Linked DNA regions of Homo sapiens: region 2 is linked to region 1. The links are chromatin loops, found by intact Hi-C in ENCODE. Cell type or tissue: PC-3. All regions are shown on one strand. Links, peaks and the distances in the headings refer to the core of each region. The heading gives the core; the rest is flanking DNA.

Region 1 (5,212 bases), core at 1,660-4,159:
GAATTGATCCACTAAATAGTGTATAAAGTTGCTAGGTATTTTAGTCTTGATTTTTATTACCTTCACTTTAAATGAGCAAATAATAACCACTTCTTTATCTGTATTAAATTGCCCTGTGTGAAAACAAAACAAAACCAAACAAAAAAAACTTGCTAATGGTATCAGTGGTAAAGGTGTAAAATTAATAAAGTAACCCAGAAGATAAATGGCTGCATTTGTTTGCCCTCCTAAAGAAAGGACTGTTAATCTCTTAGTTGCTAATTACCTTGAGTGCTAACTAAAATGCTAAATCAACTTTCAAGTTAAGATTAAAATATATTTATGTTGATCTTTTATCCTTACTATTAGTACATCCCTTTTAGTGAATTTTTCAGATATCAAATGGACTATTTCAGCTATTTCTATAGTCCTTAATTTCTCCAAACTTCTCTAAAGACAAAACATAAATCTAATTGTGGTACAGTTGTAGAATTCCTCCTTACTCAGCTCTATTCAGTTCCCATGCTATTTCAAGAAAATTTCTATTAAAGAAAAAAATATTTTTCATGGAAGATCCATAACTGTTATAGTGCAGTTTTACAGATATATTCAAAAAAATTACTCTTATCCATGAAACAGTTGTTTGGCGATAAAATATTATATCTATTTGATAGATTTGCTTCATAGCTAAGGAGGATTAAAGTGAACTAAAGTACATCTCAGTTCTTTTTAATGTTTTGTTCTCTTCTCACATATTTCAACTATTTTAGTATTTCATTTGTTCTCATCTTTCCCACCTGAGACATTTCAACCAGGTCCTTCAAAGGAAAAACACAAAAACTCATCAAACTTTGAAACCACCAATCAATATATATGCAGAAAAGTATGGTGGAGAAATGGGGTAGGGGTAATTCAGACATTTTCACCAGGAGGCTAGTCATCTGTTCTTTTCTTATATTCTGAATGCAGAATAATAATTTTTCTTAGAGTAAAACAGTATAGCTTGTCAAGTTTATTATAATGGAATTTTTACTTACAAAGTTGGTATGTCATAACTGAGGCTAAATGATATAAAACTAATAAGTCTTGTGATGCTTTCTAAACCTGTTTGCTGTCCAGCGTACTTTTTGTGTGTGTGTCTTTCAGCAGAGCAGAAGCATTCTTAAGAGAAATTGAAAATAAAAGCGTGGGACATCATAGTGCACAACAGTGGACTTTTAAAAAAATTCTTTTTTGCTCAACTGCTATATAAAATGGATAGGACTAGAACCACCTGCTAGGAACATTCTTCCCAACTTATCCATGTTTTACTAATAAGATGGTTCTTCAGAAACCTTAACTTTACAAGGAATGCAGACAAAGTGGGAGGGAAAAGATTCACATTCACATTGAAAAGCTCATGTCAGTTCATGTTGAAAAGGCTAGAGATTTGTTTTAACTTTCAGAAATTCAACTACCTTCAGTATTTCTGGTTATATTTTATTGGTCACTTACTGAGAATTAGTAATATATAAAAATGCTATGTAAGGTATTTATTTGTTATCATTCACAAATACAGATTACACAAAGCACTGTGGTAGTTAGATTAGTGTTCCTTCAGATACTCAGATCTTGTTCACCAAGAGAAAGCAGGTACTTTTGTAGGTTTTAAGCAAATCTAGATTGCTCACTTGAAATGACAAAAGTCCAAGGCTAGGGTTTCCTTTGAGGAGAAGTGGGTCTGAACATAACATCAAAAATGACTATGTATAATAGTAAAAAATTGAACAGATACCTGCTTCTTCTATTGGACTACAAGGGTAAATATGTCTTGTGTCAGCATGATCAAGGTTTTTAAATGAAAGAAGTACACAGTAATTTTTATTAGCATTTTTATGGCTTGTGGTTCATATGAACACCTTTTTGTTTAATGCCATCTTCTGTTCTGGGCTTCTGATTGCTTGCTGAAATTCTCACTGGCTGGTGAAGAAGCCACTCAGACTTAAATTGTGTTTGTTCCTTGAAAGTGAGCCCTCAGCTTTCTGACACCCAAATATTAGTATAATGAAATAATAAATTCACTCACTGGTGAATTCTTTTCTGTCAGTTTTGAATCTGGCATTTCACTCAATTTTCTTTATTTACAGAGCTTCCTTATGGCTGGGAGAAAATAGAGGACCCTCAGTATGGGACATACTATGTTGAGTAAGTTTGTTACCTCAGTTAATATTCTCCCAAATATTTTCCTTTCAGCATATAGCTTTAGAGAATACTGGATACAGCACTTTATGCTTCTGTGATCCAGCTGTTGAGTTTTTCAACTAGGGGAATGAAAAGGTAGGGGCAGTGAGCATTTGCTTCATTGACCTTGGGCTTCCTGGAAGTTGGCTTTGAATTTCTAAATATAGAGAATAAGGGGGAAGTTGCCTAGACAATTAATAGCTAGAGATGGTATTGTTACTACTACAGCCTCTAAAGAGAAAGTCAGTTGATAGAAAACTGAAATGAGGGCAACAGACTAGATGAATTATCAAGGTCATTTCCAACACTACCACTGTATCCTTCTGAAAGCAGTGGAAGATCTTTAGGGCATTATAACATAATTATCTGAAGTTTTGAAGCATACACCTAAAGGTGTGCTCTCTTTTAAGGAGTTATTCAAGGAAAACTTAGTATTCTTTTTAGGGGTGAAAGTTGCTTCTTAGGCAGCTGCTATGGTTAAATTTAAACATAAATATATATTGGAGAGGAGTGCCAGACACCTGCCTATGTTAGCCAGAGAAATTAAGCTAATATCAATGTCTAATTTTGCCTTCTCTTTTCTTTATCTAATTGCTACAATGTTATGACCATTGGGATTGCTTTCTTTCCAGATGCTAAACACTGAATTTGACCTCAAGCGTCTAGCAGCAGGCAAATACTTCTATCAGAAACATTACTATTTACCTGGAGACTAGGAGTTAAACCTGCTGCCTAGGTAGCAAAGACAAAATGTTATTATTACCTGAAAAAGTAACAAACACAATCATCTTTAATTTTATAATTGTTTCTTAATGTTTCAACACTTATAGGCATAAACCAATGCCATTTCCTGGTAGTTATCCCTAAAGTAAGTATCTCTGACTCCTGTTGCAACTGTAGTCTTTATTCTATTGTGCAGGTTGTTACTTGAGTCACTGTGGTTAGAGGGATTTTTGGAATGACTTCTTAAAATTAAATGTGTCTCCTAAGGAAATGACTCAATTAGATTGACACTTAAGTATATAACTTTAGAATTTCAATATCTTGGTTCCTTTGAAAGCTATGCTAATTTTGTTTCCATTGTGTTACTTAATGTCTTACTGATACTGTGATGTAAAAAGTATACAGCAGCTCTTTTATTATTATTTTTTCCTAAGACTTATTTTGTTAAAGGAAGAAACAACCATTTTTCACATCAAAGGAGTATTTGGGGGCCGACTGAAAAGGTTTTGCAGGATTTTTTTCTTCCCCTCAAAGTTTAGTCTATTTAAATTGGGCTCTAATCAGCTATTTGCCATTGACACTGCTGAACATTTCTGAGATAATGATTCTCATTCTCTTTATTATCCATTCCAAGTGAATTTGAATACATGGTCAAAAGGTGAAAGTCATTTGCCTGTTATAAAACCTTGAGCTGAATGATCTGGTCCCCATTATGCAAAGATATAATATTAAAGCAACTTTAGGGCAAATCCTGAAGCGACCTGCTCCTAGTTGTCAGGGAGGTACATGAAATAGCCTGAATTAGAAGCAACAGCAGCAGCGACATGATTTTGTATGATTATTCCCAGAATGAGCTCATTTTACAGGAGGGTTTTGTATTAGACTAAGAAGGAGCAGACTGTACTCAAGATGCACATTAGTATGGAGTCAGCTGAGCTGTGGAGTGTGGCTTGATTCCCAGATTAGTTAGGTTTTGAATCTCGACCATAGTAATCTGCAGTGAGTTTACTGATGGAGATAAAAAGCTGTTACTTGAATGGCTACTCTTTGGCTCTCTTAGTTTGTCAAACCAGATGGCACGATGATTGCTCTTGGCAGGAGCCTTGTAGTAGTAACACCAACTGCAGTGGTAGTTTTTCTTTGTATTTATTTTAGAGGATGGGATTCTGAAATGGATGAAGTTATTTTTTAAAATAAAATTTTTCCAAAAATGTAATATGCTTATAATATGCATAAATATAAATATGCATAAGCTATAAATATGCTTATATATTTAGAAATGCGGTCTTGATTATATTGCATTACATGTCTTTTTAAAATTAACATATAATTATACACATTTTGGGGGTACGTAGTGATGTTTCAGTACACGTAATATATAGTGATTAGATCAGGGTGATAAGCATTAAATGTCTTGATGCACCTAGATGACAAAGTCAAAATATATACTTGCTTTCACAACTAAAACTTTTTTTTTTTTTTTTTTGAGACGGAGTTTTACTCTTGCCCAGGCTAGAGTGCAGCAGCACGATCTTGGCTCACTGCAACCTCCGCCTTCTGCCTCCCAGGTTCAAGTGATTCTCGTACCTCAGCCCCCCAGTAGCTGAGATTATAGGCATGCGCCACCACACCCACCTAATTTTGTATTTTTAGTAGAGATGGGGTTTCACCATGTTGGCCAGGCTGGTCTTAAACTCCTGACCTCAAGTGATCCACCCGCCTCGGCCTCCCAAAGTGCTGGGATCCCAGGCGTGAGCTACCATGCCCAGCCATCTAAAACTCTTTATGAAAGAATATTTTGTTGAGATAAATTTTTAAATCCAGATATTAGACATAAAATTTTAATACAGAAAATGTGTCAAATTGTGTACTAATATTTAATCATTCTTGTTTGCTTTGTTTCTTTCTGATAATCTGTAATATTCTCCTCTCTTATTTCCCACAGCTAGTTATTTGGAAAACAAAATTTGTTGTGTCTTAATAATAGTGTAGGTATAAGTAATTAAATGAAAAGGACAGTATTTTCACTTTTTTATTTTTTGATTTTTTTTGAGTGGCATTTTAGTCTAGATAGTCTAAGATAATGAAGACAATAACTTCCTTCAGTAAATCTTATATTCTTTTGTCAAATTTTTAGGAAAAGGATTACTCATTTGCATACGTCTACTCTCCTCTCCCACACATTACAAAGGGTATAAATACAAATTACTACTTTTTATGTTCTAATGCCTGGGTGGCAAAGTGAGTCATTCTAGCCAATGACTTTAAAGTGAAAGTGAGCCAAGGTTCT
Region 2 (2,500 bases), core at 1-2,500, 160 kb before region 1:
CATGATCTCGGCTCATTGCAAGCTCTGCCTCCCGGGTTCACGCCATTCTCCTGCCTCAGCCTCCCGAGTAGCTGGGACTACAGGCGCCCGCCACCACGCCCGGCTAATTTTTTTTTTTTTTTTTTTTTGTATTTTTAGTAGAGACAGGATTTCACCATGTTAACCAGGATGTTCTTGATCTCCTGACCTCGTGATCCGCCCACCTCAGCCTCCCAAAGTGCTGGGATTACAGGCGTGAGCCACCACGCCCGGCCCCATTTTTTCTTTAATAGTGAGATTTAGAAACCCATCCTCTCTCTCTCTCCCTCTCAAACATAAAAAACAACCTAAGTTGTTTCACAGACACATTCTTGTAAGCTTTCTAGGAAATAATTTTCTATATCCAACTGTTTTGTAACATACCCATATACATATAGAAAGCTATCCAGTTCATTTTATTTCAATCTCAAATTTGATAAAGTACCAAAAAGTAGTAATACAGACCTAGTTCAGTCATGAATATGGATGGGAAAAGTCAATATAAAATTCTAGCAAATCAGATTCAGCAGGATATTAAAAGAACATTTCATAACATAAGTTATACATTGAATTTAAAAAGTAGGTGAATATTAGATTAAAAATGAAAAACCACATGGTGATCTTAATGCCACAAAAGAGTTTGATAAAACTCAATATTCATTCTTTATAAAAGTATTTAATGGTTTGGATGAAGACTTCTTCAGTTAAAGAAAAACAAAGAAGAATTTCTGTCCAAACCAATATCCCAGTATCTTGCTATATAATGAAATGATAGAGTCATTTCTATGAAAATAGGATAAAATAAAGAGGCTTGCGGATACAGCCTTTTTTTTTTTTTTCCAAGTTCTAGACAATGCAATAAAACATAACAGAAATTAGAAGCAGGGCTTTTGGAAAAAAGGAGATACAGTTCCCATTTATTTGCAGGCCGATTGGTTATATCTAGAAACCAAAGAGAAAATTAAAAACTTTTGGAATTAGTAAGAATAGGTATGAATTAATATGAGAGTTGAGTTGGATACACATGTTTTTGAGCTGATTCATGCAAAGGCTTTCCAAGCTCCTTTGTGTTTTACTAGGTTGTGTTTGCTTAAAGTTGGCTCGCTAGTACGCAGTCATGAGTCAGGGGAAGAGAAGGAGCCTGACTGGCTCCTATATTGTTCTGAGTCATATTTCTTTTTTTCAGTGGAATTAAACCAACATGATTGTTGAAAGAGATCAAAATTTGGCAGGTTTTCATTTGCTTGATATCTGTAAACAGACTTTTCTTTCAGGAAAGGAATTTGGAGGAGGGCAGAGCCATCATTATCTCTTTTTTACAAATCTACAATTTCCCATTTGACCCTTACAATTAATCTGAAAGTCAATTTGTGTTTGAGATTATACGACAGTAACAGGTTGATAAGCAGACATTTCTATGTCTTATTCGATAAGAAATACTGAATTAAGTTGGAGAATGGAGGTCATGTGCTGCCCCGTACATTTCTCATCTTGTCCTCAGCAAGGACTATATGGTAATTTTCATAGATTTTGTCAATTAAATGACCGATATTTGAGTACCTTTTAAGTGCTAGTTCCTGTTCTTGGTGGTAGGATTGCAGTGGTGAAGAAGATATATTCTGTTCTTAAGAGGATTACATTGCAGAGGGGATAGATAGATAATAAGCTGTGTATAAATAAGATAAATTTAATTATAAATAATACTGATAAATATAGAGAAGATAAAATAGGTATTGACCAATTATGAATGGCATACTGTATGGCAAGAGCTTTTTAGATGGAGTCAAAGAAGTCTTTGCTGAAAAGGTGACATTTGAATTGAGTCATGAAGGATGAGGAAGAGGAAGCCATGAGGGCACCTGTTCTAAGAGCATTTCCCAGCATAAAGAACTATGTGGTGACAATAAATTCAGGGACAGAAAGGAGGCCAATGTGGCTGAAGAACAGTGAACTAAGTGGGAGAGTAAGAAGAGGTAATGCTGGAGAAGTAGCCAAAAACCAGGTCACGTAGGAACTTGTGGGCCATAAGAAGGAGTTTGGATTTTTGGAAATGTGTTGGAAAACCTTTAGATTGTTTGTTTGTTTTTCAAAGTGAGATGTTTATGATCTGTGTGGAAGACAGACAAGAAGAAAACAAAAGTGGAAGTAGAAAGACCAGGTAGGACATCGTTGCTTGTGCTGGTGGCTTGGGTCCAGGTGGGTGCAATGGAGATTCAGGGCAGCAAGTAGAATTTGACTGATGGATTGGAGTGGTATGAAAGAAAGAGTCAAGGATGGCCCTAATTTTTTGATCTGAATAATAAAGTGTATAATGAATGCTGTTTGCTGAAATGGGCAACTCTTGAGATTGGAAGTGAAGCTATGAGTTGAGAGCACTTTCTCTGTTTTGGCTGTGTTAACTCTCAGTATCCCCCGGAAGTCATTATTATCATTTGCCATCTGAATCCATTATACCCTGTTTACTTTCAATTTTTATGTTTTT

The links. Hi-C counts contacts between places; a loop is a spot of excess contacts. Peaks named below come from ENCODE experiments on the same cell type or tissue, not always from the same donor. Only the 100,000 strongest peaks of a DNase experiment are listed, where the experiment ranks them.
Region 2: it touches region 1 in a loop (6-fold over the local background); 1 of 110 quality-filtered maps calls a loop at or near these places.

Annotation. Positions count from the first base shown.
Region 1 is chr1:113,612,496-113,617,707 of GRCh38, forward strand. MAGI3 (membrane associated guanylate kinase, WW and PDZ domain containing 3) reads left to right here. Exons shown (of 21, transcript NM_001142782.2): 7 at 2,106-2,163. Among named protein-coding and RNA genes, the nearest start is that of PHTF1, 140 kb to the right of the region's middle. In PC-3, for the core only: no CTCF peak of the experiment used is centred there; a DNase peak (open chromatin) is centred at 3,136.
Region 2 is chr1:113,456,011-113,458,510 of GRCh38, forward strand. The region is part of intron 1 of MAGI3 (membrane associated guanylate kinase, WW and PDZ domain containing 3); the gene reads left to right. Among named protein-coding and RNA genes, the nearest start is that of MAGI3, 67 kb to the left of the region's middle. In PC-3, for the core only: no CTCF peak of the experiment used is centred there; a DNase peak (open chromatin) is centred at 1,141; H3K4me3 peaks cover 1,102 bases; H3K27ac peaks cover 2,205 bases.